Linked DNA regions of Homo sapiens: region 2 is linked to region 1. The links are chromatin loops, found by intact Hi-C in ENCODE. Cell type or tissue: tibial artery. All regions are shown on one strand. Each heading gives the region's core, and the rest is flanking DNA. Links, peaks and the distances in the headings are about the cores only.

The links. Hi-C counts contacts between places; a loop is a spot of excess contacts. Peaks named below come from ENCODE experiments on the same cell type or tissue, not always from the same donor. Only the 100,000 strongest peaks of a DNase experiment are listed, where the experiment ranks them.
Region 2: a loop joins it to region 1, with 2.3 times the contacts of the local background. A loop is called at or near these places in 16 of 110 quality-filtered maps.

Annotation. Positions count from the first base shown.
Region 1 is chr2:9,686,168-9,702,163 of GRCh38, reverse strand. All of the region lies in intron 3 of LOC105373418 (a long non-coding RNA gene), which reads right to left. Among named protein-coding and RNA genes, the nearest start is that of YWHAQ, 63 kb to the right of the region's middle. RefSeq lists enhancers at 9,006-9,065, 9,219-10,018. In tibial artery, for the core only: no CTCF peak of the experiment used is centred there; DNase peaks (open chromatin) are centred at 7,473, 8,383, 8,813, 9,213 and 2 weaker places; H3K4me3 peaks cover 951 bases; H3K27ac peaks cover 1,955 bases.
Region 2 is chr2:9,557,451-9,573,446 of GRCh38, reverse strand. LOC101929643 (a long non-coding RNA gene) reads right to left here and starts at 8,365. Exons shown (of 3, transcript XR_922777.3): 1 at 7,737-8,365; 2 at 4,721-5,082. In tibial artery, for the core only: no CTCF peak of the experiment used is centred there; a DNase peak (open chromatin) is centred at 7,836; H3K27ac peaks cover 4,064 bases.

The DNA.
Region 1 (15,996 bases), core at 4,970-12,969:
GTCATACATCAGAGAGGAAAGGACATACTATTCAATAAATGGTATTGAAGCAATTAGTTATCTATATGAAATAATGTATAATTATATCCCTCCCTCACACCATATCCAAAAATAAATTCAAGACCTAAATGTGACAAAAATACTGTAAAATAATTAGAAGAAAATTTAAATCAAGCATAGACTTGTAGTTTCACTACAAGGCTTTTTCTCTGACCTGAGCTGTCTTCTATTTTGGGGGAATCACTACATCCATTGAAGACAATATTTATGACATTGGCATAGACAAAATATACTTAAATCAGACACCAGAAGCAAAAATTATAGGCTAAAAAAATTATCAAATTTGACCACATCAGAATTTAAAACTTCATATAAATAGCTAATTGCTTCAATACCATTTATCAAATAGTATGTCCTTTCCTCTCTGATGTATGATGCCATTCTATCGTAAACTCAGTTCCCATATATGCACAGGTCTTTTCTCTGTTTTATTGCTCTGTGGATCTATATATGCTCTATCAATACACTTCTGGTTTAAGAGAGAGGTCTTTCAAAATTCAACCCTGTGTAACTCCCCTGTTCAAAAGTCACCGATAAAAGACACCATAGACAAAATTAAAACATAAGTATTGATTGGAGGAAAATATATGCAAAACATGATAGACAAAGGATTGGTATCAAGGATGTTTAAAGAACTCCCATAAAATAACAAGGAACAGACAAATGGGCAAAATATATGACTAGGTAATTTACAGTAGAAGAAACCCAAATGGGTTTACTCAACAGAATTAGGAATCAGAAACAGGCAAATTACAACAAGATACCACGGTCACCCATCAGATTAGCAAAACAAAGTCTAACAACATCAAGTGTTGGAAAGGTTGAGGGAAATGGGTCTTCCCATATACAATGGATGGGAGTGTAAATTGACACCATCATTTTGGAGGGCAATTCAGCAGTATCTAGGGAAACTGCAAGTGTAACCCAGCAAGGCTCCTTCTAGGTGTTTAGATAAATGCTTGTACCTGAGTACACAAGGCAACAGGTATGAGGGGGTGATCACAGTGTTGTCTGTAATAGGGAAGAACTGGAAACCATGTACATAACCATCAATAGGAGAAGGCATAAATAAATTGTGAAATGGTCCTGCAGAGGGATTCCAGACAGTAGTTCGGGGGATAGACTAGGGTTATGCGAGCACAAATAAGAGTAGATCTCAAGATGTAACAAAGAATGGATGCGCATGAAACACACTAATCTCACAGCACCAGTCTGTCACATAGGTAGTAATGAAGAGAAAGGAATAAACTGGAAATGGAAGCTGGGAGTTGACAAACAGAGGAGGTGATGTGAACTAGCACAGTGGAATCAGTTCCCTCAGTGGAAACTAGAGTCTCAGGATTCCAGACTGGGAAGGAGCCTCTGAGGGTCCATGATCCAAAACTCTCCTTTTCCAGACTCCCTATTTCCCACTCATCCTCATAGATGCCCAGGCTTTTTCTCTGACCTGAGCTGTCTTCTATTTTGGGGGAATCACTACACATATTGAAGACAAGAGGACTGACCCTCGAAGAAACCAAGATGGCAGCAAAGGTAGTTCCCAGTCTAGGCAGCGAGTTGTAGTAATCAAGGACATATTGAGGCCCTACCATTAGCCCAGCATTGAGATTTTAGATTGAGTTATAAAGATGGGCAAGGTAGATAAGATGTAAAACAGAACAGAGATTGCCAAGCATGAGGAAGCACAAGGGAAGTGCAAGTTTCAGCAGGTCTGGAGAGGAACCCAGGAATCTGTGTTTTTAAAACACACTTAAAGTTATTCTGTTCTAAGTAGTCCACAAACCTTATTTTAGAAAAAATGTCATAGCATACTGGCGCTGAGAGGAACTTAGAGAATGTCCAATCCGATGTCCTAATTACAAGTGAGAAAACGGAGAACTAGAGAACTGACTTGTCAAAGAAAGCTAAAAAGCTACCTTAGTGGAATACGAAGAGGAACACTGATATTAAACCCTATCCTACCTCAAGTATAGACCCAGAAGGCACTTCACCTACATTGTCTCAATTCTCCCAACAATTGAGGCTCAGAAAAGTTAAGTAAGTTGTCCAAGATCTCTTAGCCAGACAGCAGTGGGGCCAAACTCATACCTAGCTTCATCAGACTCCAAAGGCTAAAAAGTCTTTCCAAAGGAAGCACAAAGGCAAGAAATTGACTTATTTTCATAAGGTTTCACCAAAAGAGAAGTGCTAGAGTTTCCATTTCCTCTCCTAGTCTTTTTACTTTTTCATGTTGGAGGGGTGGGTAGAAGAAGGTTTGGAGTTGTTCTCACTCTTCGGTGAACCTTTCCAATCGCCCGTGTTCCAGCAGGGTTCAGCCCAACCTCAGGCCAAAGCCCACAGAACCATCTGGAAAAGTGCAGGTCTGGAAACCTCCTCAGTCAGCCTTTTTTAAAAAAACTTAAGACCTGATGAGTCACTGTGGAACCAGTCACAGATAGGCATGTGCCTTCTTCAGATGCCTTGGTCCGTGGCTGTAGGGAACGTTCTCTGCAGAAGTGTAGATCAGAAGTCCCCCCAGGTGGGCCCATGATGATGCATACAGCTCGAGAACACACGGTTCTGCCCCGGGCCACTCAGTGTGTCACTCGGGATGCTGAACAATGTGAGATCCTGGCTCCAAGGTAGTTATGTTCCCCAAACATACTGTTCGTTATCTCCTCACTTCTGTGCACACCTTTGAACACCTTCTGCTGCAGATGTCCTTTCTCCTCCAGTTGGTGAACGCCTGCCCCTCCCCTATGGTCCATATAGAATAGCTCCTTGTATAGTCACGTGACCATACTGACGTATGCTTGGGGCAACTGGTGAAAATAAGCTTTAGCTAAATAACTTTGATGAAGATCTAGACAAACAGAGCAGGACAGACAGAACCGGGTCAGTCCAAGGATAGGACTCCTGGATGAGTAAACCATTACTCTATCAACCCTCTTCAGGGACATCGCAAAAAGAACAGTGTCTTGCACTGACTAAGCAGCCTGGGACAAGTCTCTTTCCCTCTCTGAACCCCCGAATCCCCTCTTTAAAATGGGGACACTGGGGCCGGGCGCAGTGGCTCATGCCTGTTGTAATCCCAGCACTTTGGGAGGCCAAGGTGGGTGGATCACCTGAGGTCAGGAGTTCGAGACCGGCCTGGCCAACATGGTGAAACCCCTTCTCTACTAAAAATACAGAAATTAGCTAGGCGTGGTGGCGGGTGATACCAGCTACTTGGGAGGCTGAGACAGTAGAATCGCTTGAACCTGGGAGGCAGAGGTTGCGATGAGCCAAGATTGTGCCACTGCACTCCAGCCTGGGCAACAAGAGTGAAATTCCATCCCAATAAATAAATAAATAAATAAATAAATAAATAAATAAAAATTGGGATACTGGATGTTTCTTACAGGTCCCCCAGCTCTGACAACTTTATGGCTTCATGACTCTGGGTCCCCTTTCTCTTCTCCTGAGGGTCATCTGGTGCCCTGGAGAGTGTATGTCCCCACCTGTTGATGCCGGCACTGGCCTCTGCCCTCACTGGCCTCAGCCTAAGGTGGGGCTCACTCTGCTTGGTTTTCTAGTTTCTCCTCTTGGTGTCCCCTCCCTCGGTCTTCTGGAACACTCAGCTGTGGAACGCTCGGCAAGCAGGGATCTCTCAGGCCCTTATCTTGCTGTTCCTACCATGCCACCCTGTCTCCCTGCCATCCTGCTCCATGACAGCACAGAGGCCCTGCACAGCCCTCTCCTCCCAGAGTCCCAGACAGCGTGCAGAGCACCTGCTCAACCTACCTGGGGTCTGTGCTGCTCCCACCCTCACCCTCGCCAGCCTTCTGACCCTTCTCTCAGGGACTCACAATAGCAACCCACTTACTTCCTTTTCAGACTCTCTCTAAACTCTTTCCCCCAGCCTGAAAAGGCGCTCACCATCTCTCTGTGATGGAAAAACCACTGGGTGGTTCGTGGCGTGAACTCTGTGCTCTGAGGCCTTTGGACTTTGTTCATAATATTGAAACCAGGCTGCTGGGGAAGGTGGCAGACAGAACATCTCATTTCACTCCCTCCCAAAAGTCCACCAGAATGATAGTAAACAGATTCACACACACACACACATATGCACAGACATACATCCAACCACACACATGCACACACATACGTGCACACACACAAATAACAGGAGAGCAGACCACGATGTTTGCAAGCAGATGGAAGAATGGTAACAGACTTAGCAGGCCCCAGAAAGCAAAATCTCCAACCCACACTAGAGAAAATTGAGAACCAACTAGATGCACACCTTGGAATTCTCAAGAAATCAACAGTATCAAGAACCTCTGGCACTCAAGTAAACGGGTTACTAAAATAAGGAGGATTGACTCAAAGGATCCAGAAAAGTAGTTGAGTCCCAAGGTCCCCTCTTCACTCATGAGCACCTGCCCTTTCCCTCCCCAGGAGAAGATTGGAGGTCTCTTCTCAGGAGAAGAGTAAAAGTGGTTCTTGGGATTGGGGGATGCAGGCACAGTTGAGGACATACACTCTCACCACAGATGGCAGGTTTAAGCGAATACATGAATGCTGAATGCTCAGACCACTGCCCCCATAGCAGACCTGAGGTCTGAAGCTGGGTCTTTGCCTCGGTGAAGAGACTGGAAATGTCTTCTCTAGAGAACTGAGCCACGGAGTGCACCTTTCCTCATTAGGCATTCAGACACACACCAGACCTCATCTCTGGGACATTTCAGAATACTGTGGACAAACAGAAGATCCTGCAAGCTTCCAGAGACGGGAACAGGTCACTTTCCAAAAGCTAGGAAGTAGAATGGGCTTCATTTCTTTTTCTTTTCCTGTTTTTTGAAACAGAGTCTCGCTCTGTCATCCAGGCTGGAGTACAGAGGTGCGATCTCAGCTCCCTGCAACCTCCACCTCCCGGGTTCAAGTGATTCTCATGCCTCAGCTTCCCAGAGTAGCTGGGATTATAGGTGTGCATCACCACGCCCAGCTAATTTTTGTATTTTTAGTAGAGATGGGGTATCGCCATGTTGCCCAGACTGGTCTTGAACTCCTCACCTCAAGTGATCCACCAGCCCTGACCTCCCAAACTACTGGGATTACAGGCTACCACACCCAGCCCAGAATGGGCTTGATATCCTATAGCAACCCTGGAAACTAAAAGATAGGAGAGCAATGACTTTGGAATTCAAGGGATACTGGTTTATGATCTAGAATGCTACAAATAGCTAACCTATTCATCAGGGAGAGGTTAGAACAGGACACGTTCAGACACACAAGGACCCAAAAGGCTTACCTGCAATGACTCCGTTCTCGGGAAACCTCTAGAGAATGCCCCCCTTTAAAAGGAGGGGTAACCCAAGAAAGAGTCACTGGGCACAGAAAACAAGCACCCCCGCATGGAAAGGCAGCTGAGGGTGGTCCCTAGATGAGGCACAGGCAGATGCTGGGATGACAGGTGCGCTCTGGACACAGGGCGCAGGTAGGAAAGTGCCTGGAGAGACTGACCATTTCAGGAAGATGAACCTAGCAGTGCCTGGTACATTGGAATGTCTCGAGAGGACCTTGAGACAACTGGTGAAAAGTTTGGAGTTGAATTGGTGATAAGCACACAGAAAATTAAACCATAAAAAGACAATTATTAACTTCAAGGATAACAAAAATTTGAGTAGAGAAGGAAAACTAGTCATGATATTTACTATATTTTTTAACTGATCTAAAGTATTTCCATGGCTTAATGACATATGGTGGCTATGAATCTAACCAAAATTATATCATAATTCCATAGGGATGAAAGAGTGTAGGAAGGTGTATAGCAGATGCACCTGACAGCAATAACTCAAGCACACCCTGAGAGTGACCCTGTGTGTGTTCTGCATTCTGAGCTAAGGAATCTTGGAGTGGCCAACCTGAAAATTCCCTCCTTATCTATAAATGGCATCTGAACCCCTGGTCCGTTCCTTTGAACACAGGTTGTACAAGGAATCGAGAAGCCCTTTGTTTTGGGTTAAATGAAGGTTGCTAGGTGGAGGTTGCTAAGTGAAAATGCTACATAAACTGCACGCTTTTTACAAACAGTAGCAGTTCTCCTGTCCAGCTGCCACTCCTGAACTGTCCTGTAGGTAAGCCCTCAATAAACCCTACGTTTCGTTCACTGGATCCGGGTCTCTTCTTTGGCCTCCTGGACACGGTGTGGTACCATCCCTTAGAGACAACAGGGGTTCGGCCTGACTGAAGGATTCACATGTGTAGGGGTAGCAGAGGGTGGAAAATGAGCTTAATTTCCACCTTCCAGAATGAGAAGTCAGTGATGGGGTCCACACTGAAAAATTAAAAAGTGATTATGCAGCCGGGCGGGTGGCTCATATCCCAACACTTTGGGAGGTGGAGGTGGGTGGGTCACCTGAGGTCAGGAGTTTGAGACCAGCCTGGCCAACATGGTGAAACCCCATCTCTACTAAAAATACAAAAAAAATTAGCCAGGCGTGGTGGTGGGCGCCTGTAATCCCAGCTACTTGAACGTTGAGGCAGGAGAATCGTTTGAATCCAGGAGGCAGAGGTTGCAGTGAGCCAAGATCGCGCCATTAAACTCCAGCCTGGGTGACAAGAGCGAGACTCCGTCTAAAAAAAAAAAAAAAAAAGTAATTATGCAAGCCTGTCTTCTAGAGATAGACAGGCATCCCGATAATCAGCTAAAAACACTTTGGGAGGCCGAGGTGGACGGATCTCTTGAGCTCAGGAGTTCAAGACCAGCCTGGGCAACATGGCAAGACGACCATCTCTACTAAAAATACAAAAATAAATTCGCTGGGAGTGGTCGCGCATGCCAGTGGTCCCGGCTACTTGGGGGACTGAGGCAGGAGGGTCGCTTGAGTCTGGAAGGTCGAGGCTGCAGTGAGCTGTGTTCAAAGCGAGACCCTGTCTTAAAAAAAACCAAACAACAAAAAAATCAGTAAGCAAAGTGAAAGAGGCTACTTCAAGGAGGGAAATAGGGAGCAGGGGCAGGAACTGCTGTTGTGTTTCTACAAGACACCTTCTAGAGCTATTCTCTTTAATATATGTGCATAAAACACAAAGGAAAAGGAGAAAAGAGGGTGGTGGCCCTCACTTCTGTCTTTGCTCCGTGAGAACAGTTGCATTCCTACATGGAAAGCTCTTGGGGAACCCGAGGGGCACGGGCAGATTGACTGGAGTCCAACTTCAGAGCCGGAGTCTCTGGCATACAAGCTTTCTAGTGGCAGCCAACAGCGCGGAGGCCCACGACCAGTGAGAATGAAGCCCCTGAGCCTGGCCCCGCAGCGCCAGCCCCTGACCAAGCTAAGCATACGAGGCCACTCAGCACAGGACGTGTAGGTTCTGTCCCAGTGATGGAAACTGCATGGTTCCAGTCTCTCTTCCCGGGGAAGGGGGCACCACGCAGTCCGGCGAAGTGCAATTCCCCCCACCCTGCCCACCCCAGCCCCGAGCACCGGCTTGGCACCCACTGGGTGCTCTGAACATTGGCAAATGCATGTCATGGACAAAACACTGAGCTCTCAAATTTGGTATGTGTGGCCGGGCACGGTGGCTCACACCTGTAATCCCAGCACTTTGGGAGGCTAAGGCAGGTGGATCACCTGAGGTCAGGAGTTCAAGACCAGCCTGGCCAACATGGTGAAACCCCGTCTCTACTCAAATTACCAACAAAATTAACTGAGCGTGGTGCCAGGCACCTGTAGTCCCAGCTATTCAAGAGGCTGAGGCAGGAGAATCGCTTGAACCAGGGAGGCGGAGGTTGCAGTGAGCTGAGATAGTGCCATTGCACTCCAGCCTGCGCAACAGAGTAAGACTCCGTCTCAAAAGAAAAAATAATAAAATAAAATTGGTATGTGTGTCTTTTTCCTCTGGTCCTCACATCTTCCATGTAAAGGAGATGGATTTTTTTTTCATATTCCTTTCTTCAGACAAGATAAAGGGGTGTTTTTATTTTTTTCAAAGCCAATATTGAGAGTCCAGAAGATGAAACAATGTCCCAAGGTTGTAGGGCTCCTGCTTGTGGAGGTGAGATGTTCTCAAACTCACTGTGCTGGCCCTCACCTGACCACAGCAAGCCCGGCTTCCTTTCACGTCACCTTTCATTCCTGCTTCTCGGAGGCCTCACAGAAGCCGCCCACGGAGAGGCAGGGGTGGGAGGCCACGGAGCACTCGAAGACTTGGGCAGCGCTGGCACAGGACAGTGCAGTGAAATGGGACACACGGACCTGAAATGGGATGACCAGCGTGCCAGCCTTTGTCCCTGCAGTGGCTGCACACAACGATTCACCTTCGTGACTGTTTCAGAAAGCAATTTAGGAAAGCCTGCGAGAAACTGGGTCAATGTGCAGGCCTGAGTGATGACAGGCCCAGGTTTTCCTTGGGAGAAAATTCTCCTGCAGGGACCCAGCTGACGAGGGGTCCAGGGTAAGCATGAATCTACGCGGATCAAGCCCTCAGCAGGATTAGGCTTGTCACTCACACAATCTGTAGGTGTATTTGTGGGATGAGGAGACCTGGAAACTGAGGCTCAGACATGCCAAGTTACCTGCCTAGGAAGTGGACAGCGCCCAAGCTTCTTCCACCAGAGCACAAGGACCAACCCAAGCGGGGTTCCTGGGAGTCAGAGCTTCCGAAGGTGGCTTGTCCTGGACTCTCATCTGCAGCATACCCAAGACTAAAAAATGAGCTGATTCAAGGGAGGGTGTTAGCCGGGTGGCGGGCCCGCGGGGAGCCCGGTATTTTTAGCCATTTTGTCATACAGACCAGGATGGAGAGATGAGAAACCGCAGGGACTGGCACAGGCCTCAGGATGAACTCACGAGGCCCAAAATAGGAGGAGCCCAGCCTCCTGATGCCTGTCCAGGCCTCTGTGCTGAGTCAACCACAGAAGTGCCAGTTGCTTTCTTGCTTTCTTTTTTTCTGGGGCCCCAAATCTCTTTTAGAAGGTATTAAATCAAAGAGAGATTGAGCTAGAAGGAAACTTAAAAGATTTTAGTGTCTAAGCCCTTTCTTTGACAAATGAGGCTAAAAGAGGGGGAGTTTCCTGTAAAGTACTGGCAGGACCCTCACCCTAGGCCCCTTGACCACACCCTGTCTCTGCACCATCGCAGGGCAGAGGGCCGAGGTGGAGTGTGGAGGGCGTGGCCCCGCCGTTAGAAAGCCCTGGGCGTGGATTCCGTCTCGTTGCTCACAAGCTTGGCAGCTTCCAACTACCGCTTTGCTTTCTCTGTGATGCTCATTTCTCAAATCGGGATATTGCGGATTTTTGAGAGATTCCAAGGGGACAACATACAAACATGACTTCTCGTCCTCTTCCTGTTCCACCAACTTCAGGGAATTGGGAGGAAGGAGATCTAACAAGCTGCTGTAGGAGTCCCCGGTAGAACCCTTCCAGCAGCCATTCCCTCCCTCCTCCCCCCAGGAGAACCTGATTGTGTCCAGCATCCTCTCCCCCTGGCCAAGTGCTTCGGGAGGTGGTCAGCGCCCAGCACCAGGGTGCGAGTAAGACGATCCTCAGCCACTTGCCGGCCAATCAGAAATGAAAGGGAATCTGCTGGGGCAAATGGTCCCCGGACGTTGTCATGCATATGTGACATCTGGGCCTAGGGCAGCTTTGCCAGGAAGGGCCTCAACCTGAGGGCTAAGGACAGCAGAGAAGAAAAAAGTAAAGAACTGGAGTCCATGGCTCTGGACTGCTTGTCACGTGAGATCACAGATTGCTCACCCTCTAAGCCATTCCCCTTGGAGGCTTTTGATATTCGAAGCCCACCCAGATCATTCTCACTGCAATGGATGAGTCTGAACAGAAGTACAGTTTTATTTTTAATGCCAAGGCTAACTCAGGACTGAACTCTCCTTGAGGCCCTTTCAAAAGATGGTGCAATTTCATTAATCCAGCAGTCTCCTTGGTCATGCAAAGTTCCTGACCATCCTGGTGCTCCCGATGTGCCTGTGTGTTCGTCTGTGTTGCACTTGGATCCCGAAGTCAGGTGTCCCAGTGATGTCAAAAGAAACTGTGAGGCCAGGCACAGTGCTCATGCCTGTAATCCCAGCACTTTGGGAGGCCAAGGCAGGCAGATCACCTGAGGTCAGGAGTTCGAGACCAGTCTGGCCAACATGGTAAAACCCCACCTCTACTAAAAATACAAAAATTAGCGGGGTGTAGTGGTGAGCACCTGTAGTCCCAGCTACTTGGGAGGCTGAGACAGAATTGCTTGAACCCAGGAGGCGGAGGTTGCAGTGAGCTGAGATCACACCACTGCACTCCAGCCTGGGCAACAGAGCCAGACTCCATCTCAAAAAAAAAAAAAAAAAAAAAAAAGAAGAAGAAAAATTGGAGGGACTGTTTGTTCACTGCCTCCTGAGAGCTTCACGTGACCTCTGGGGGCACACCACCAGAGTCTGTGTCCCACCCTCCCTCGTGGGTCAGGTCTGGCTGTGGGGAGCCTGCATTTGTCCCTCCCAGTGGCAGCCAGGCCTGGGCTTTCTCCTCAAACTGTCTCCCTGCCCCTTGGCCCTTTCACACTGAACCACAGAGTTTAATCTGGAAGAGGGGCTAGAGAGAGGGACTGTGAAGATGGTGGCCAAGCCAGGTGAGGCAATGGTGGGAGGGAGGGAGATGGGTGACAAGATTCAATTCCTGAACTGTCAAAGGTGAGGTCTCTGCTGGTCTCAGGACTCCATTCTCGGCTCTAAAGACCCAGGCAAGCAGATGTCATTTGAAGGCCAGAAATTTGGGAAGACATAAAATCAATATTTATTGAGCAACTACTGTGTTCCAGGAACCATCCTTTATGAATGAGGTTGCTATGCTATCCCCATTTTACAGGTGATGAGACTGAGGCTCAGAGGGTGGAGAGCACCAAATCGAGCATCAAATCCAGGTCAGAAATCTGGTGGGTTTAGCTCCGAAGCCTGTGCTTTCCACAGCACCGACTGCCCTCAGGCGTCACATTAAGGACGCACAGAGTAAACTGGACTCATGACAGCTTTCATGTGAGAGCGATCTCACTGCACTTGGCTTTTTAGTAAGAGGCAAAAGATTTATATGATCTGAAGAGAAACCTTTTTTAGGAAAATTAAGCACGATGGGTTCCATGTGCCTCCCTACTGGGAAGAGCGAGGCTGCTGGCTGCAGTGGGTGGGTGGCTCTTTTCCTGGACGGGTCCTGCTTCTCATCACTCTGCTAGGCTAGGGGGAGCCCCAGGCTCTGCTACCTCCACTCCCGCCATCACTAGCTGGTCCCCACCACCAACCCAGGAAGGGAAGCTTATTGGAATAGCACAGTATGTCTGTGTATGCAAGTGGTTTTGTGTGTGTGTGTGTGTGTCTGTGTGTAGCTAAAACTCAAGTCTTGGTTGAGGAGGGAGTGAAACTAAAAGGTCTGTATATTTATTTGACTAGGCCCAAGTGGGGATGTGTACGTGGGTGTGTGTGTGCTGGTGTGTGTGTAACCTAATGTTGTTTGTGTCCATGAGGCTGAATTTCAACTCAGGATCCTGCATCCCAGCTCCTTCTGGCCAGCATGAGGAGGCTGGCGTAACTGGGGAGGAATCTGCTAGGACTCGCTGTGAAGCTACACTGGTTTCCTCTCAGATGGATCTGGACTGGTCTGGATGAGCCACAGATTCTGAATCCCCCAGGGGCCGCATTTCCTTCCTATAATCCCTTTCTGTTGTTAGACCGCGCGAGTGAAATCAGATTGAGGCTGATTTGCAGGAAGCACCTGAAACAAAATATTCCGAGGTTGCCTCAGGACCTGCCTGGGGTCCTGGGGTGTCAGGGCCACAGAGTCCACAAAGGAGCCAAAGGGACTAAGCTGCACTCTTCCTGCCTGGGGCCAAGGCCTGAGCACCCCCTTCTCACACTGCCTCCCCACTGCCCTCCACCAGGAAAGACCTCACCAACAGGAGCTCAAGGAGCGTGAACACCAAGGGGGCACACAGCATTTATTTTTCCTGTCCCTCTCAGTTGTCGTTTGTGAAGGAACACTGGAGCCAGTGCTTCCCCACTCTTGCCCTCGCTTTTGTTTTTTGTTTTTTTGGAGACGGAGTTTCACTCTTGTTGCCCAGACTGGAGTGTAATGGCATGATCTTGGCTCACCACAACCTCAGCCTCAGCCTCCCGGGTTCAAGCAATTCTCCTGCCTCAGCCTCCCGGGTTCAAGCAATTCTCCTGCCTCAGCCTCCTGAGTAGCTGGGATTACAGGCATGCGCCACCACACCTGGCTAATTTTGTATGTTTAGTAGAGACGGGGGTTTCTCCATGTTGGTCAGGCTGGTCTCGAACTCCCGACCTCAAGTGATCCACCCACCTTGGCCTCCCAAAGTGCTGGGATTACAGGTGTGAGCCACCGTGCCCAGCCTTGCCCTCGCTCTTAATGACCCCCAAGCTCTATCTATAACAGGGACGAAGAAGTCCATCTTGTTAACAAAAGTTTGAGCCTCCATCTCCTTCCCAGAAACCCCCCTACCTTCCCCTTCTCAGGCCTAGGAAGGCCTCGCGGCAAGTGGAAGGGGTACTCCTCTGAGTGTTGGGGCCTCTGTCCCTCATCAGCAGCATCTCTGGCCAGCCAGTCAGCTTCCTAAGTCCTTGTTCTTCATTTGTGAGCAGAGCTAAGGTTTACTCCTAGCTCGCTAGATGCAGCCTCTCATGCCTGCAATCCCAGTGTTTTGAGAGGCCAAGGCGGGAGGATCGCTTGAGGCCAGTTCAAGACTAGCCTGGGCAATTTGACGAGACGCCCTCTACAAAAAATCGAAAAAACTCCGTGGTGGTTCATGCCTGTAGTCCTAGCTACTGAGGAGCATCACTTGAGCCCAGGAGTTCAAGGGTGCAGTGAGCTATGATCATACCACTGCAGTCCTCCTGCCGTAGACCCTGTCTCTAAAAATAAAAATAAAATGAAAAAAAAAAAAAAAAAGAATGTGGATCCAACTCCTGGGAAGTAGAAGCTGTTGGCGTTAGAACTTTGCCCACCTTTTCTCTATCATGTATGTAAAACATCTTTTTCTTTCATTATCTGCACATATTTTATTCTGGTTATTATTTACATATCTTTTTCCATTATGTACTTGCAACGTTCCTGAATCCTTTTATTTAAGATGTAAATAGCATACAGTGGGTTTAAAAAAAACAAATAGTTTCACGATTTTTGTCTTTTGTAACAAGATTATCTAGGCCGGGCACAGTGGATCGTGCCTGTAATCCCAGCACTTTGGGAGGCCAAGGTGGGCGGATCCCTTGAGGTCGGGAGTTTGAGACCAGCCTGGTCAACATGGAAACCCCGTCTCCACTAAAAATACAAAAATTAGCTGGCTTGATTGTGCATGCTTGTAATCCCAGCTACTCAGGAGGCTGAGGCAGAAGAATCATTTGAACCCAGGAGGTGGAGCTTGCAGTGAGCCGAGATCGTGCCATCGCACCCCAGCCTGAGCGGCAGAGCAAGACTCTATCTCAAAAAAACCAAACAAACAAAAAAAGACAAGATTATCTAATCTATTTACATTTTACATAATTTCTGATATATTTCTATTTAAATATACCATTTTTGTGATAATGGTATTTTAGTATTATAATTTTAAAGTCTTTAATAAAAATACACTCTACAATGTTTATGAATAAAATAACATGATGTCTGAGATTTGTTTTAAAATACTTTAGGAAAAAGTGTGAAAGATAAATGAAACTAGACTGTTAAGTATTAGAATAATGGATGCATAAGGTTCATTATACTATTCTGTATATTTTGTTTTTATTTATTTAGAGACAGGGTCTCAATCTGTTGCCCACGCTGAAATGCAGTGTTACGGTCATAGCTCACGGCAACCTCGAGCTGCTGGGATCAAGCAATCCTCCTGCCTCAGGCTCCAAAGTAGCTAGACTACAGGCCTATACCACCATACCTGGCTAATTTTGATTTAATTTAATTTTTTTTTTCAGAGACAAGGTTTTACAGTGTTGCCCAGGCTAGTCTCAAACTCCTGGGCTTCAGCAATCTTCCTACCTCAATCTTCCAAAATGTCCGGATTACTGGTGTGAGGTACCATGCCTGGCCTATTTTTGTGGTACTTAATTTCCTGTAATAAAAAGTGTTTTTTAATCTGCCTTTTTTTTTTTTTTTTAAAGAAATGGAGTGTTGCTATATTACCCAGGCCGGAGTGCAGTTGCTATTCACACGCACAGTCATGGCACATGCTATAGCCTGGAACTCTTGGGCTCAAGGGATCCTCCTGCCTCAGCCATTAAGTAGTACATACTACAGGTGTATGCCACCGCACCTGGCCACCTGGCTCTCTATCTTTATACTTTCTAGTTGTCCTGCCTATTTTATGTTTCTTTTTCTCTCATATCTAGCCTTCTCTTAGATTGATTATTTTTTAGCATTCTACTTTTCCCTTTTATTCATTTGGAAGTTACATACACTGTTTCCATTTATTCAGAGTTTACTGTTGAAATTGCAACATGCATTCTTAGCTTAACCAAGTCTAACATTAATCAATATTTTAGCCCTCCCCTCTCCATTTAACTGCATTTATTCCTCCCTCAACTTATCTGCAACTGTTTTCATGTATTTTAATTCTATTTTTAAGCCCTTCAGGACATTATGATCATTGCCTAGTGTAGTCTGTGTTCATTTAGATTTATTCACACATTCACCAGTTTCTTTGTTCCTCATTTCCTTTTGTACCACAGACTTTCCAACTGGAATTATCCTTTTTCTAACTGAAGTACATCCTTTAGAATTTAAGTCTTTGTGTGACAAACTCTCTCAACTGTCCTTGTATGAAACTGTCTTTATTTCTGAAAGACGTTTGTGTGGAGTGTGGGAGTCTAAGTTAGCAATTATTGCCAGCCCGTTGAATTGTTATCTTGGGCTTCTAGAGTTGCTTTGAGAAGTCAGCTCTCAGTCCCTCTGGCTCGTGTGCATTTTTCTCTCTAGCTACTTCCCAGGTTATCACTTTCTGGTGGTTTTTCTGAAGTTTCACGGTGACGTATTGCAGTGTAGATTTCATTTTATTTATCCAGTTTAGGATTCACTGTGATTCTTTAATTTGCGGATCGATGCCTTTTATTAGTTCCACAAAATTCTCAGCCATGATCTCCTCAAATATCACCTCTGCCACATTGTCTTTCTCTTCTCTTTCTAGGCTTTCAGCCTATATTGGGCTTTTTCGCTCTATATCTCTTGCCTTGTCACTGGAATCTTCCATCTTTTTGTCTTTCCATGCTGCACTCCGGAAACGTTTTTCTAACCTATTTTACAATTCACTAATATATCTCTTCTGCTATGTACAAACTGCTATGAAATCCGTCCTTTTGGTTTTTATTTCAATTATTGCATTTTATTATTTCTACAAGTTCTATGAGGTTCTTTCTCAAATTTTCTATGTGACTTCTGAAAGATTCCTATTGCCTAAAGAATCTTCAAGCCTGCATTTGATTTTGTTAGTCACTATAGCTTCTAATACTCTGGTTCTTGCCTATTTTCTGTGAGAGCCTAATTGTCTGTGACAGGTCTGCTCATTGTATTCAAAAGGAATAATTTGCCACCCATTGATAAAGACGCCTCCCCAAAGAGGATATATATTTGTTCCTTCTAGGCACCAGGTTCAAGGCTTGAGAGTTTCTGACCCAGGTGAGGCAGGAGAATACGGTCTGGAGGCAGGGAACCTAAGGCGGGTTCACACTGATTTCCCAGAACTGAATCAAAAGGAAAAACTCCTTTTTGTAACCCCTCTCCCCTTTTTCTGCCTCACAGATGAAAAATGAAAATACTTCTGACTGGTCCCTTCCTGCGACCAATGAGACTGGTCGTGGGCCTAGTCTTAATTTGCATAGGGGTATAACTTTGTAACTTCATTTCAGCTTCTGATTGGTCGCTTCCACGACCAATCAGACTGGTTGTGGGCCACTACTTCATTTACATAGGGTGTAAACCAAGTAACC
Region 2 (15,996 bases), core at 3,550-11,549, 130 kb after region 1:
AAGTAAGAACCCAACTGTCCTATTGCAAGTTAGAGCATTTGAGTTCATTCCCTCTATTCCTCTTCACTGGTCCCTCCAGTTTCTACATGGTTGATTTAAAGCAAACATGAAAAAGCTTTCACTCTTTTTTTAAAGACATAATAGTAATAATATGTAGGCATTTAGTATTGTGTTGATGCATTTCATTTGTTTTTAGGGTTCAGGGCTGTAGAGAAAGAATCAGCAGAAAACTATTTCAGGCCAAACCACAAGTGTTTCTTGCAGGGGAACAGATAACCTGAAGTGATCTCTGCAAGTCTTGCTTAAATTTCCAGTAGATGGCATAGTGAAAAGGGTAGAGAAGTAGCATTTTAGTCTTTGTTGGCCATTTCCAATCCTGTGTTTGGCAGCAAAGCATTTGAAGACATAAAAGAGTTGGCCTTGCCTCTCAAGTTTATAGTGTGGGGAGACAAAATGAACACATGGGACATCACACACGCTAAAACTCAATGCCCGTTCCATGGCGGCAGCTCAGATGCAATCCAGGAATGAAACATACACAGTTTGTAAAGAGAACTGTCAGTTTCAGAATGGGAGAAGAGTGCATCCTGGAGGAACGCGTAAGAAGTAGGATGATTCAAATAGCATAGTATGTTGTCCAGGAGTTTTTTTTAACCACCTGCTACTAGGAGTTCCCAAAGTAATAGGAACTTCCTTAGATGGTTGTTAATGAAGGGAAATGAAGTCAGATGTCTCTGGATTTGAATCTTGACTCTTCATAGTTGAGTAACTTTGGACAAGTCCCCTAATCTGTAAAACAGGCATAATGTTTCAAAGGATCGTTATAAGACTATATGAGATCATTTACGCATTTTGCATGCAACAGATATTTGATGATGACAGCCATCAGGCTAGGTGAACAGAACAGAAGGACCCTGTGCCTAGCACGTAATAGGAACTCAGTAGATACCTCCTAAATGTACCAGGTTGTTTCATGCCTTTATAGTATTTTAGTTCTTTTTATTCTTTTTTCTTTTTTTCTTTTTCAGATGGAGTCTCGCTCTGTTGCCCAGGCTGGAGTGCAGTGGTGTGATCTTGGCTCACTGCAACCTCTGCCTCCCGGGTTCAAGTGATTCTCCTGCCTCAGCCTCCCGAGTAGCTGGGATTACAGGTGTGTGCCACCACGCCCAGCTAATTTTTGTATTTTTGGTAGAGATGGGGTTTCACCATGTTGGTCAGGCTGGTCTCGAACTCCTGACCTCATGATCTGCCTGCCTCGTCCTCCCAAAGTGTTGGGATTACAGGTGTGAGCCATGGCAACCGGTCTTTAATTCTTTATTATGCGGTAATTTATTTTTCTTTGCTGAAACATTTCAAAGCAAATAACACATTATGTTCTCTCATTACTACATAATTCAGCATACATTGCTAAAGAAATATGCAGCCTGGCACAGTGGTTCACGCCTGTAATCCCAGCACTTTGGGAGGCCAAGCTTAGTGGATCACCTGAGGTCAGGAGTTTGAGACCAGCCTGACCAACATGGTGAAACAAATATGTATATAAATATATTTATATAGCTGGGCGTGGTGGTGCACACCTGTAATCCCAGCTACTCGGGAGGCTGAGGCAGGAGAATCACTTGAATCCGGAAGGTGGAGGTTGCAGTGAGCCGAGATCACACCACTGCACTCCAGCCTGGGCGACAGAGCAAGAATCCATCTCAAAAAGAAAAAAAGAAAAAAAATTAAAATACTATAAAGGCATGAAACAACCAGGTACATTTAGGAGGTATCTACTGAGCTCCTATTATGTGCTAGGCACAGGGTCCTTCTGTTCTGTTCACCTAGCCTGATGGCTGTCATCATCAAATATTTGTTGCATGCAAAATGCGTAAATGATCTCATATAGTCCTATAACAATCCTTTGAAGCATTATGCCTATTTTACAGATTAGGGGACTTGTCCAAAGTTACTCAACTATGAAGAGTCAAGATTCAAATCCGGGAGACGGAGGTTACAATGAGCCGAGATCGTGCCACTGCACTCTAGCCTGGGCAACAGAGCAAGACTCCATCTTAAAATAAATTGGGAGACCGAGGTGGGTGGATCACGAGGTCAGGAGTTCGAGATGAGCCTGACCAACATGGTGAAACCCCGTCTCTACTAAAAATACAAAAATTAGGCGTGTGCCTGTAATCCCAGCTACTCAGGAGGCTGAGGCAGGAGAATTGTTGGAACCCAGGATGCGGAGGTTACAGTGAGCTGAGATCGTGCCACTGCACTCCAGCCTGGGCAACAGAGTGAGACTCCATCTCAAAAAAAAAAAAAAAAGCTAGATTGGTACATTTCCCTGCCTCAAAAAGAAATGCCTGAGAAATGGATTCTCATGAAGTTCACTTTGATATTAGTCTCCCTTACTAGTGATGGTTTTGCAAAATTAAAGATCTTTAGGAGATGATTGGAGGGCTTCACCAGAGATAGGATCTGATTCTTTACAGCTTGGTCCCTGTAGTGCTATTCAAGTTATTTCTCATCCTTTTCCTGTTTTCAGATCAATTGGCTGTAGGACTTAAAGTTAGAAGGAACTCTAGTGGACACTGCTGATATTTGCCTACTGAACATCTGAAAACTTTGTTCCCCCGTGCTGTTGTATGAGTCTTAGCAGGAGACAGAGCCAGAGTCCCATCACCTGGCCATTGGAATGCAGGCTTGTGAACTAAGTTCAGCTGACTGGATGCTCCCACCCAGGACTCAGAATCCTGAGGGAAGGGATAAAAAAGGCAGGAATGTTTGAGGATATACTCTTGGTGATATGGACAGTCCAGTGGTGTCTAGAAGGCTGTATTTCACGGTAGCAGTGCTGGTGGTGATGTCCTTCCAGACCACTGGGCATGGCTTTGGCTGAGTCTCCACTACCCATTTCCCATGACTCCTGTTTTCTGAGTCTGGTGTTTCAGCTTTCTCATCAATTATGTGAACTGCTAGATAGCCTTCCAGTAAGCTCTTTTTCTGCTTAGCGTGAATTGGTTCCTTTTGTGCATGACTAGAAGGCCTTAAGTGATAAAGGGTTTGGAAGATTTGGCTTGCCCTTGACTTCTGAATTTTCAGCCAAGAATTCCTTCCTGCTGTCCAGATAGCAGAATGAGCAGCTTCCCTAAAGTGAAGGAAAGCCTATTGCTAACATATTCCATCCTAAGCGAAGAAACTTCCTGATTGCTTGGGGGGAGATATTACTTCTAATGTAATAATGGGTACTAATGATTTTCTTCTGAGTCCTTTATAGGTTAAAATCAGATGAAGAGAGCTTATATACCCAAATTAAGCTGCGCCACCCCCCTACTTTCTGGGGTTTTTTGTTTTGTTTTGTTTTCTTTGTTTTTGGGTATTTTTTTTTTTTTTTTGAGACTGAGTCTCACTCTGTCACCCAGGCTGGAGTGCAGTGGCATGATCTCGGCTCACTGCAACCTTTGCCTCCCAGGTTCAAGCGATTCTCATGCCTCAGCCTCCCGAGTACCTGGGATTACAGGCACCTGCCACCATGCCCGGCTTATTTTTTGTATTTTTAGTAGAGATGGGGTTTCATGATGTTGTCCAGGCTGGTCTCAAACTCCTGACCTCAAGTGATCTGCCCACTTTGGCCTCCCAAAGTGCTGGGATTACAGGCGTGAGCCACCGTGCCGGGCCAGGGTTTTTTGTTTGTTTTGAGGCAGGGTACAGCTCTGTCACCCAGGTTGGAGTGCAGTGGTTCACAGCTCACTGCAACCTCCACCTGCTGAGCTAAAGTGATCCTCCCACCTCAGCCTCCCGAGTAGCTGGAACTACAGGCTCACACCATCACACCTGGCTAATTTTTGTGTTTTTTATAGAGATGAGGTTTTGCCATGTTGCCCAGGCTGGTCTCAAATTCTTGAGCCCAAGCGATCCATCCACCTTGGCCTCCCGAAATGCTGGGATTACAGGCATAAGCCACCATGACTGGCCTCATCCACCTACTTTCTTAAAGGCAAATATCCCTCTACCTCACAAAGAGTTAAGAGCTCTCATCTGTGTAGGAAAGCATTGTGCCCTCTCATGTCTCCCAAAATAGATGTCTAATTTCTTTGAATTTTGCCTTAAATGCTCAACTTGAATGCCTCGTTATTGAGACACTGGAGGTGGCAATTAGTGAATGACTAGCCTTCCAGCTGCTCCTTTTGAGTATATTGTGCTGGGTGGATGATCCTGTTACCAGCAAATGTTGGATTGCAAACTCATCTGTCAGGTGGCAATCAAAAACTAGCCTGGAGGCCTGGGCACAATAGCTTACACCTGTAATCCCAGCACTTTGGAATGCCAAGACAGGAGGATCGCTTGATCTCAGGGGTTCAAGACCAGCCTAGGCAACATAGTAAGACCCCTGTATCTACAAAATATAGAAAACAGCCAGGCCTAGTGGCATGCGCCTGTAGTCCCAGCTACTCAGGTGGTGGGGGGATCACTTAAGCCGGGGAGTTCCAGGCTACAGTGAGCTGTGATCATACTATTGCACTCCAGTTTGGGTGACAGAGCAAGACAGTTTCTTTTAAAAAAAAAAACAAAAAAAAACTAGCCTGGGCTGGGCATAGTGGCTCATATCTGTAATCTCAGCAATTTGGGAGGCCAAGGTGAGAGGATCACTTGAGGCCAGGAGTTTGAGACCAGCCTGGTCAACATGGCAAGACCCTGTCTCTACCAAAAAAAGAAGTAAAATAAAAATACTAACCTGCCTCTGACAGGGCCTGCCTGAAGAGATGCCACTGTTTAGGCAGTTGAGCCCTGGACTGGAAACCAGAAGGTCTGGGCTGTCATTCCTGCCCCTAACTTGCAGTGTGCTTTGGGAAAATCCCTGAGTCTCTTTTTCTGTAAACTCCAGGAAGACATAGGGTTCTACTAGACGGTTCAGGAGTGCTTCAAACCCAATAGCTCTGTAGACTCCAGGAAGACATAGGGTTCTACTAGACGGTTCAGGAGTGCTTCAAACCCAATAGCTCTGTAGACTCCAGGAAGACATAGGGTTCCATGAGAGGGTTCAGGAGTGCTTCAAACCCAATAGCTCTGTTTTCATCCATTTTATACAATACGATCCTGCAAAAGATTTATTTTGCAGATAGGGTACTATAGCTAAAAGAAAAAAACCCCAAAACACAAGAGCTTGAAAACATCATCGGACTAGATGGCAACCACATTCCTCTGTATATTTCAAATTCGCATCTATGTTATTAACTGAAGTTTTTATTTTTATTATAATTTTTTTTGAGATGGGTTCTTGCTATGTTGCCCAGGCTAATCTTGAACTCCTGGGCTCAAGCAATCCTTCTGCCTCAGCCTCCCTAAGTGCTGGGATTACAGGTGTGAGCCACTGTGCCCAGCCTAACTGAAGTTTTTATTTTTTATTTTTATTTTTTGAGACACAGTTTCGCTCTGTTGCCCAGGCTGGGGTGCAGTGGTGCGATCTCAGCTCACTGCAAGCTCCGCCTCCTGGGTTCACGCCATTCTCCTGCCTCAGCCTCCCCGAGTAACTGGGACTGCAAGTGCCTGCTACCACGCCTGGCTAATTTTTTTGTATTTTTAGTAGAGACAGGGTTTCACTGTGTTAGCCAGGATGGTCTTGATCTCCTGACCTCGTGATCTGCCCACCTCGGCCTCCCAAAGTGCTGGGATTACAGGTGTGAGCTACCGCGCCCGGCCCTGAAGTTTTTAATGGATGTATGCTTTCAAATTATTTATTGAACAAAGCAGAATGTAAATAATCAATATATAACTAGATAGATATGATGAGCAAACATTGCAGGCTGCCCATGATACCAATAATGAGCCAACGTTGTGATTCTGCACTAACTTACTTGTCTTTCAGAGTAAGCCAATAAATAAATGGTAATGTTCCCCCAACGTAACCTCTTTATATTCTGGTTCTTCAAGGTGATCAGTCCTTTGGAAGCAAAGCACAGAACTGCGTAGTGACCACACATATCAGAATTAGGGAACTTCTGACTCACACCTGTAATCCCAGCACTTTGGGAGGCTGAGGCCAGAGGACTGCTTGAGCCCAGGAGTTCAAGACCAGTCTGCGCAACATGGCAAAACCTCATGGTGGCATGTGCCTGTAGTCCCTGCTACTCTGTGGGCTGAGGTGGGAGGATCGCTTGAGCGCAGGAGGTCGAGGCTGCAGTAAACCATGTTCATACCACTGCATTCCAGCCTGGGCAACAAAGTGAGACCCTGTCTCAGAAAACAAAACAAAACAGAATTAGAGGACTTCTAAGCTCTATATTAAGCAGAGAGGCACACTGGCTGGGCAGTTCTTACTCGTTTTGCATACATAATCTGAACAGTATGGAAGCAAGAGTGCTTTTTTCTGTAGTCCAGGTTTTAAGATGTTTTCATAAGCAGATCTCATTGATCAGGATCCTAGAGCCTGCCCTCTGGGCTCCCAGTCGGAGTGCCACTGTTAGCTTGTAGCCTGTAAACTCTGGGGACATTTTTCACAATAGCTGCAATGTGAATGCCACCGTCCTCAAGGCAGGGGGTCTAGAGTAGCAGGTTAGCAGGTTCTTTTTTTTTTTTTTTTTTTTGAGATAGGGTTGCATTCTGTCACCCAGGATGGAGTGCAGTGGCACGATCTCAGCTCACTGCAGCCTCGACCTCTCAGGCTCAAGTGATCCTCCTGCCTCAGCCTCCTGAGTAGCTGTGACCACAGGCATCCACCACCACGCCCAGATTTTTGTAGATAAAAAATCTACAAAAATTTTTTTATTTTTTGTAGAGACAGGGTCTCACTATGTCTGGTCTTGAACTCCTGGGGTTAAGTGACCCTCCTGCCTCGGCCTCTCAAAGTACTGGGATTATAGTCATGAGCCACTGTGTCCAGCCCAGATTCTTTTTTTTTCTTTCTTTTTTTTTTTGAGACGGAGTCTTGGTCTGTCTGTTGTCCAGGCTGGAGTGCAGTGGTGCAATCTTGGTTCACTGCAACTTTTGCCTCCCGGGTTCAAGCGATTCTCCTGCCTCAGCCTCCCGAGCAGCTGGGGTTACAGGCACATGACACCACATCCAGTTAATTTTTTTTTTTTTTTTTGAGAAGGGGTTTTGCTCTTGTTGCCCAGGCTGGAGTACAATGGCGCCATCTCAGCTCACTGCAACCTCTGCTTCCCGGGTTCATGTGATTCTCCTGCCTCAGCCTCCTGAGTAGCTGAGATTATAGGCATGTGGCATCACGCCCTGCTCATTTTGTATTTTTAGTAGAGACAGGGTTTCTCCATGTTAGGCTGGTCTCGAACTCCCAACCTCAGGTGATCTGCCTGCCTCGGCCTCCCAAAGTGTTGAGATTACAGGCGTGAGCCACTGTGCCCAGCCAATTTTTGTATTTTTAGTACAGACAGTTTCACCTTGTTAGCCAGGTTGGTCTTGAACTTCTGACCTCAAGTGATACACCCACCTTGGCCTCCCAGAGTACTGGGATTATAGGTGTGAGCCACCGTGCCCGGCCCTGGCCCTGGACCTGGCCCCGTTTCTTAACAACCTGATAACCTCCTCTTTTTCCTAAGCGAGGTGGGTAAATGATCCATTCTTGTATAAGGATGGGTTTACCTGTCATCAGGCAGGACTCGCCAAGCCTAAATTTGTTTCTTGACTTAATAAACTTATTGAGCATTAACTATGGGCGGGGCACAACTCCACTGGGTTCCAACCAACATCTCTCTGGAAAATTACTGAGCAGTTTCAAAGATATAAAAGCCACTTACCCCAAGATCCTGACACTTTCCGTTTAGGGCCTTGATTACCCAGGGCTTTGCTGCTTTTCTTTCAGTCTCTCGCCGTGTGATCTCTTGGTCATCTTATGACTCACAAGAGGCTCCCTGCCAATGGGCAGGACCAGGGAGAGGAGAGAAGGAAAGCAGGCCAGGCACACAGCTACTTATTAGTAGCCTTGGCAAAGTGAGTGAGGAGGTTAAATTGCTGGGCTAGGTTGAAAATTGGGAATTACTTGTGGATTTTATTGTTTTCCCTCTAGCAAGGATAAACTGAAATTTGCCAAAAAGCAAAGAACAAATCATTCAAAACTGTTAACGAGTTACTATATTTTCCTGGGACAGATTCATAAAATAAGGTTCTTTAAATGGAGTCAGTCCAATACCAAGCTTTCTCTTGACAGTATGTCTGGCCCAGGACAAGGAGGACTTTACCCCAGGCTAAGAACAGAAGCAAAGAACATGGGGAGAGAGGAGCAGCATACATTTGGGTCCAAACCTACTGTGACTTGGTCTCAAGTCTTCATGGAGAAAACTGGATCAGGTGAAGAAGAAGAATTAAATCAGGCCAGGCACAGTGGCTCATGCCTGTGATCCCAGCACTTTAGGAGGCCAAGGCGGGAGGATTGCTTGAGCCCAGGAGTTTGAGAACAACCTGGGCAACAAGGCAAGACCCTATCTCTATAAAAAAATTAAAAAATTGGCTGGGTGCAGTGGCTCACGCCTGTAATCCCAGCACTTTGGGAGGCTGAGGTGGGTGGATCACCTGAGGTCGGGAGTTTGAGACCAACTTGGCCAACATGGTGAAACCCCATCTCTACTAAAAAAAAATATATATATATATACACACACAAAAATTAGCTGGATGTGGTGGTGCGCCTGTAATCCCAGCTACTCAGGAGGCTGAGGCAGGAGAATGGGGTGAACCTGGGAGGCAGAGGCTGCAGTGAGCTGAGATCACGCCACTGCACTCCAGCCTGGGCAACAGGGCGAGACTCCATCTCAAAAAAAAAAAAATTAGCTGGGCCTGGTAGCACGTGCCTGTGGTTACAGCTACTCAGGAGGCTGAGGTGGGAGGATCACTGAGCTCGGGAGGTCGAGGCTGCAGTGAGCCATGTTCACACCACTGCACTCCAGCCTGGGTGACAGAGCTAGACCCTGTCTCAAAAACAAAAAAGAATAATGATTAAATCACAAGAGATTTACTATCAGAACTCAGAAGTAGCCAGGAATAGAAAAAGATGTAATTTTACAGTCTCCCTGCTCTCTGCTGGTTACCTGACTCCATCACCCTATGTAAGAATGGCTTTGAAGGACCAAATATTTGCATAATTGACAGCTTGATTTTGGACTCTGGCCTCCAGAACTGTGACAAAATAAATGGGATCTTTAAAAGACTAAGACTACTAAAAAATGGTGCAGACCTGCAATCTACAAATCAGAATGTTCAGATGCCAGTGAGTAGAACGTTCAGATGCCAGTGAAGGATGCTTAGGTTTTTCATAGCTGGATACATAGAGCAAGGATATTCCAGGCAAGAGGAATTTCAGGAGAAAAGGCAGAAGGGCAGAAGGGGAGGTAACCTTAGGCTGTGTTCCATAAGCATTGTAATATTTTCTTAGCGCTGCTGTGATAAGTTGTCACAAACTGGATAGCTTAAAATAAGATAAATGGCCAGGTGCGGTGGCTCCACCTGTAATCCTAGCACTTTGGGAGGCCGCAGTGGGGTAGATTGCTTAAGCTCAGGAGCTTGAGACTAGCCTGGGCAACATGGGAAACCTTGTCTCTACCAAAACTAAAAAAACTACCCAGGCGTGGTGGCTGGCATGTGCCTGTAGTCCCTGCTACTCAGGAGGCTGAGGTGGGGGTATTGCTGGAGCCCAGGAAATCGAGGCTGCAGTGAGCCGAGATGGCGCCACTGCACTCCAGCCTGGGTGACAGAGCGAGAGAACCTGTCTCAAAAAAACAAAACAAACAAACCAAAAAATAAAAAATAAAAATAAATAAAATAAAAACCAAGAGAAATTTATTCTCTCCGTTCTAGAGGCCAGAAGTCCAAAATCAGGGTGTCTGCAGGGCCATGCTCCCTCTGAAGGCCCAGGGGAAGAGTCTTTTCCTTGCCTCTTCCTGGCTTCTGGTGTCGTGGCGCTCTTTGGTGTTCAGTTTGTAGGTGTATAACTCTAATCTCTGCATCCATCATCTCACGGTGCTCTCTCTGTGTGTCTCTGTGTCACTTCTCTTCTTACAGGGACATCAGTCATTGGATTTAGGGCCCAGCCTAATCCAGTATGACCTCATCTTAACTTGATTACATCTGCAAAGACCCTGTTTCCAAATAAGATCACATTCATAATACCAGGGGTTAGGACTTGAACTTATTTTCTTGGGCAGGGGAGACACAATTCTGCCGCTATAAGCATTAAATTGTCTAATTTATTTAGATGAGGGAAATTGTGAGGTATCTGGCTGTATGTCAGATAATGATATTTGTTTCATAAATAACTGTTAACTGCCTTAGGCAGAACACTTATTTGATATGGAAGGTAGTAGGGTCCTCACCTTTACGAACTTGTGCTTTGGTAGAAAATACCAAAATACCATCAAGAAGCAACAATGCAAGATAAAATGAAGGACGGGCTATAAAAGAACCAAGAAAAAGCCCATGGATAGGAGACATTTAGCTGGTGTTATGGAAGACAGGTAGAGGTACTGGTGGAGAGGAAGCAGAGGTAAGAAAGTCACTTCAGGTATTATGGGAATGATAGGGACTAGTTCAAAGGAGAGAGAGTGAGGGATTGAGCTGGACAGTTTCCTTTAACACCACTAAGTATATTAACTATTGCTTCTGCAGAGTTTTTGTTTTTTTTTTTTTAAGTGTAGTAGCAGTGTCTCAGCTCACTGCGACCTCTGCCTTCCAGGTTCAAGTGATTCTCCTGCCTCAGCCTCCCAAGTAGCTTGGATTACAGGCACATGCTGCCACGCCTGGCTGATTTTTGTATTTTTAGTAGAGACGGGGTTTCACCATGTTGCCCAGGATGGTCTTGAACTCCTGACCTCAGGTGATCCACCTGCCTCAGCCTCCCAAAGTGCTAGGATTACAGGCGTGAGCCACCGTGCCCAGCCGAGAATGAAATATTTAAAATAGCTTTATTTGACCTAAAGAGTATAACAGTAATGTGACTAAATGCAATGTAGTATCCTGGGTTAGATCCTAGAACAGAAAAAGGACATTAGTGACAAAATTGCAGTCCAATTAGTGGCTTCCAGGGACTGGGAGGAGGGGGAAAGGTGGTTTAATGGGTATGGGGTTTCCTTTTGGGGTGATTAAAATGTTCTGGAATCAGATGGTGGTGATGATTGCACAGCACTGTAAATGTATTGAATGTTGATGGTAAATTTTGTGTTATGTGTATTTTATCATAATTTTAAATTTAATTTAATTATCTATTTTGAGACAGGGTTTCACTCTGTTGCCCAGGCTGGAGTGCAGTGGCACAAACATGGCTCACTGCAGCCTTGACTTCCTGGGCTCAAGTGATCTTCCTGCCTCAGCCTCAGCCTCTTGAGTAGCTGGGACCACAGGCATGTGCCACCATGCCTGGCTAATTTTTTTTATTTGTTGCCCAGGCTGATCTTGAACTCCTGGGCTCAAGCAATCCCTCCTTAGCCTGCCAATGTGCTGGGATTATAGGAGTAAGCCACTGTGCCTGGCCCCAAAATTTCTTAAAGACCGTAAGGCACATTAAAAAATAAAAAAATCCGGCCAGTGTGGTGGCTCACACCTGTAATCCCAACACTTGGGAGGCAGAGGCAGGCAGATCATCTGAAGTCAGGAGTTTGAGACCAGTCTAGCCAATATGGTGAAACCCCATCTCTACTGAAAATACAAAAATTAGCCGGCCATGGTGGCACAAGCCTGCAGTCCCAGCTATTTGGGAGGCTGAGGCAGGAGAATCACTTGAACCCGGGAGAAGGAGGTTGCAGTGAGCCAAGATCGCACCACTGCACTACAGCCTGGGTGACAGAGCAAGACTCCGTCTCAAAAAAAAAAAAAAAATCCAAATGTCTGCAGTTTAGTTACTAGTATTGTACCAGTATTATTTTTTTAGTTTAACAAACATACCATGATCATCATGGTCAACATTTAGGAAGCTGGGTGAAACAGGAACTCCATACTATCTTTGCAACTTTTCGGTAAATCTGAAATTTTTCTAAAATGAAAATTTATTTTAAAAAGTTAATGTGGGCCAGGCGTGATAGCTCACACCTATAATCCCTGCACTTTGGGAGGCTGAGGTGGGCAGATCATCTGAGGCCAGGAATTCAAGACCAGCCTGGGCAACATGGTGGAACCCCATCTCCACTGTTATACAAATATAAAAATTAGTTGGGCATGGTGGTGCACGCCTGTAGTCCCAGCTACTCGGGAGGCTGAGGCACAAGCAATCGCTTGAACCCAGAAGACAGGGGTTGTAGTCAGCCGAGATTGTGCTACTGCATTCCACCCTGGGTGGCAGACCGAGACCCCATCTCAAAAAAAACACAAACCCAAAAAGTTAACGTGAAAAAAATCCATGATCCTTATTTTTCCTGATGCATTTGGGTGTTTGTGTGTTTATATATATCTATCTTTTAGAGTATAATTTCTTTGAGGCCAAAGGTATAATGTGTATCTCTTTGGTATAATTCTTAAAATATTAGTAAAATTTTCAGAATTTAAACATTGAACAATCAAGTTCGGTTTTTCTGAAGAGCCCTAAGTAGAACAGCTTTTCAATTAAGGTCTCTGGCTGCTGTGGAACTGGAGGGTAATTGGTGAGAGTCTCCTCTCTGGGGCCTGTCAACCCAAGAGTAATGACTTCTGGCCACTTCAGACCTGAGGTAATTTCAAACCAGCACAAGTTTCCATTTGTTCTCTTTATCTAGTCTGCTCTCTAAGTTCAGTTATTCATGTGGTTCAATTACCCCGAGATCTCAAGGGAGAGAGGCAGGGATTTAAGAAGGAAAAGAACAGACACAGCTCCATATTTTATGTGGCATACAATATGTAGGATGTATGATACTTCTGCACACAATGGTGGTTCATATCAGTGGGATGTGGTGGCTCACACCTGTAATCCTAGCACCTTAGGAGGCCGAGGTGGGTGGATCGCTTGAGCCCAGGAATTCGAGACCAACCTGGGCAACATGGTGAAACCCTGTCTCTAAAAAAAAAAAAGAAAGAAAGGAGACTTTATAACAATTAAAAAAAATTCCCCCCAAAATCATCTGTTCATCAGTGAGGATCTGCAGATGTCTCTGCTTTGTCCCATGCATATTTGTCATTTTTCTAAAAGGTTGATTTTGCCCGGGCACGGTGGCTTATGCCTGTAATCCCAGCACTTTGGGAGGCCGAGGTGGGCGGATCATGAGGTCAAGAGATTGAAACCATCCTGGACAATATGGTGAAACCCCGTCTCTACTAAAAATACAAAAATTAGCTGGGCGTGGTGGCGCATGCCTGTAGTCCCAGCTACTCGGGAGGCTGAGGCAGGAGAATCACTTGAACCCGGGAGGCGGAGGTTGCAGTGAGCTGAGATCGCGCCACTGCACTCCAGCCTGGCGACAGAGCAAGACTCCGTCTCAAAAAAAAAAAAAAAAAAAAGGTTGATTTTTTCTAAAATGGGTTAAAATTTCTTAACCAAAACCTTAGAAATTAGAGTTCTTGGCACATGACTTTGTATAAAGTCCTATTTTTCATTAAGTGGCATCTGTTGTCTTATTTGTGGGTTGACTCATACTTAAAGCGACTGCTTTCCACAGATTTGTTCATCAGCAAAAAAGCATACAAATGCAGGAATAATTACCATTTTAGAAACAGTGAGGATGGCTCTATCCATCTATAAAAACTGGTGGGGTTGGTGTAAGACAAAATTGGCTAATAAGAGAAATAGAGCTAGAGAAATAGATAGAAGGAAACAAAACACCCAGCCAGAACCAGTTAGTTCTCTGGTCATTTAGACAAGGTTTTACTGGTACTTGTGTGGGTTTGGTAGTTAACTGCAGAACCATATGTGGCTCATGTGTTTAATAACTGCAAATGTTTACTCTTAAATTCACTTGCGGTATCTAAATTATGAATAATTAATTCCACAGCATGGGATTGGGGAACCTCAGGAAATATTTTTAATTATCTTTATTAAATCCTAAATTAAAAGCATCACTTCAGGTGTTAAGAACCCAGGATCCCATCAACTTGTTTACGTATTTTTTTGAACAGATGATAGTGGCTGTGTAACAAATTACCCCTAATTTAGGAGCTTTAGAACCACGAACACTTATCTCCCAGCTTCTGAGGCTGAGGAATCTGGGAGTAGCTTAGTTATAGTCAGATGGTAGGTCAGGGGCTGCAGTGATCTTAAAGCTTGCCTGGGGCTGAATTCCTTCCAAGCTCACTCACATAGTCTTTGGCAGCTCCTTGGTGTTTGTTGGCTGCTGACCTGTTCTATTGGACCTCTCCATAGTTTTCCTGAGTGTTCTCATGACATGAAAGCTGGCTTCCCCCAGAGTGTGTGATTCAAGAGGAAACAAGCAAGCAAGAGAGCACCTGAGATGGAGGACAGAGTTTCTTGTGTCCTAACCTCAGAAGTGACATCACTTCGGCTGCATGCTAGTGGTCACAGACCAACTATGGCCCAGTGTAGAAGAGGAAGCAGGCATCATTGGGGGCCATCTTGGAGGCTGGGCTACCACTGTGGCTGTCAAATCTTTGAGGTATTTATACTCTATTGGAAAACTTTAAAATAATGACCTAACAGCTTTAATTTTAAATGTCAGTATTTATGCTGAAAGTTTCATAATTTGCTACTACTACGCTAATGATGAAAAACTTTAAAGATACACCTAGGGGGTATATAGTTGTTTTTTTTTTTGAGATGGAGTCTCCCTCTGTCGCCCAGGCTGGAGTGCAGTGGCGCTATCTCGGCTCATTGCAACCCCCACCTCCAGGGTTCAAGTGATTCTCCTGCCTCAGCCTCCCAAGTAGCTTGGACTACAGGCACGTGCCACTGCGCTGGCTAATTTTTTGTATTTTTAGTAGAGACGGGGTTTCACCGTGTTAGCCAGGATGGTCTTGATCTCCTGACCTCGTGATCCGCCTGCCTCGGCCTCCCAAAGTGCTGGGATTACAGGTGTGAGCCACCACGTCTGGCCAGGGGGTATATAGTTTTAAAAAATTATTTTGGTGCTGAGTGCAGTGGCTCATACCTGTAATCCCAGCACTCTGGGAGGCCAGGAGTTTGAGATCAGCCTGAGGAACATAGCGAGACTCCACTTCTATAAAAAAAATGTAAAGATTAGCCAGGTGTGGTGGTGCATGCCTGTGGTCCCAGCTACTGAGGAGGGTGAGGCTGGAGGATTGCTTGAGCCCAGGAGGTCGAGACTGCAGTGAGCTGTGATTGTGTCACGGTACTCCATCCTTGGCTGCAGAGCCAGACCGTCTCAAAAGATAAAAGAGCCGGGCGCGGTGGCTCATGCCTGTAATCCCAGCACTTTGGAGGCCAAGGCGGGCAGATCACGAGGTCAGGAGATCCAGACCAGTCTGGCCAACATGGTGAAACCCTGTCTCTACTGAAAATACAAAAATTAGCTGGGCATGGTGGCGCACAACTGTAGTCCCACCTACTTGGGAGGCTGAGGCAGGAGAATCCCTTGAACCTGGGAGGCAGAAGCTGCAGTGAGCCAAGATCATGCCACTGCACTCCAGCCTGGCAACAGAGCAAGACTCCGTCTCAAAAAAAAAAAAAAAAAAAAAAAAAGATAAACTAATTAATCTATCCAGTGCCCCTCTTACCATATTCCTTTGGCTCTTTATCTCCCCCACGTGGTGCTCTTTTATCTTAAAAGTATGCACAATTGATAAATGAAAGATGAACTGCAAATTGGAATAATTTGGGTCCTGATTTGTGAATTGAAAAGATTACTTGAAATTTGGAATGTCCCTGGAAATCTAGGACTTCTGGTTATTCAGGCCAGGCGCGGTGGCTCACGCTTATAATCCTGGCACTTTGGGAGGCCGAGGCGGGTGGATCACCTAAGGTCAGGAGTTTGAGACCAGCCTGGCCAACGTGGTGAAATGCCATCTCTACTAAAAATACAAAAATTAGCTGGGCGTGGTGGCGGGCGCCTGTAATCCCAGTTACTTGGGAGGCTGAGACAGGAGAATCGCTTAAACCTAGGAGGTGTTCAGTCGGTTGTAGTGGGCCAAGATCACGCC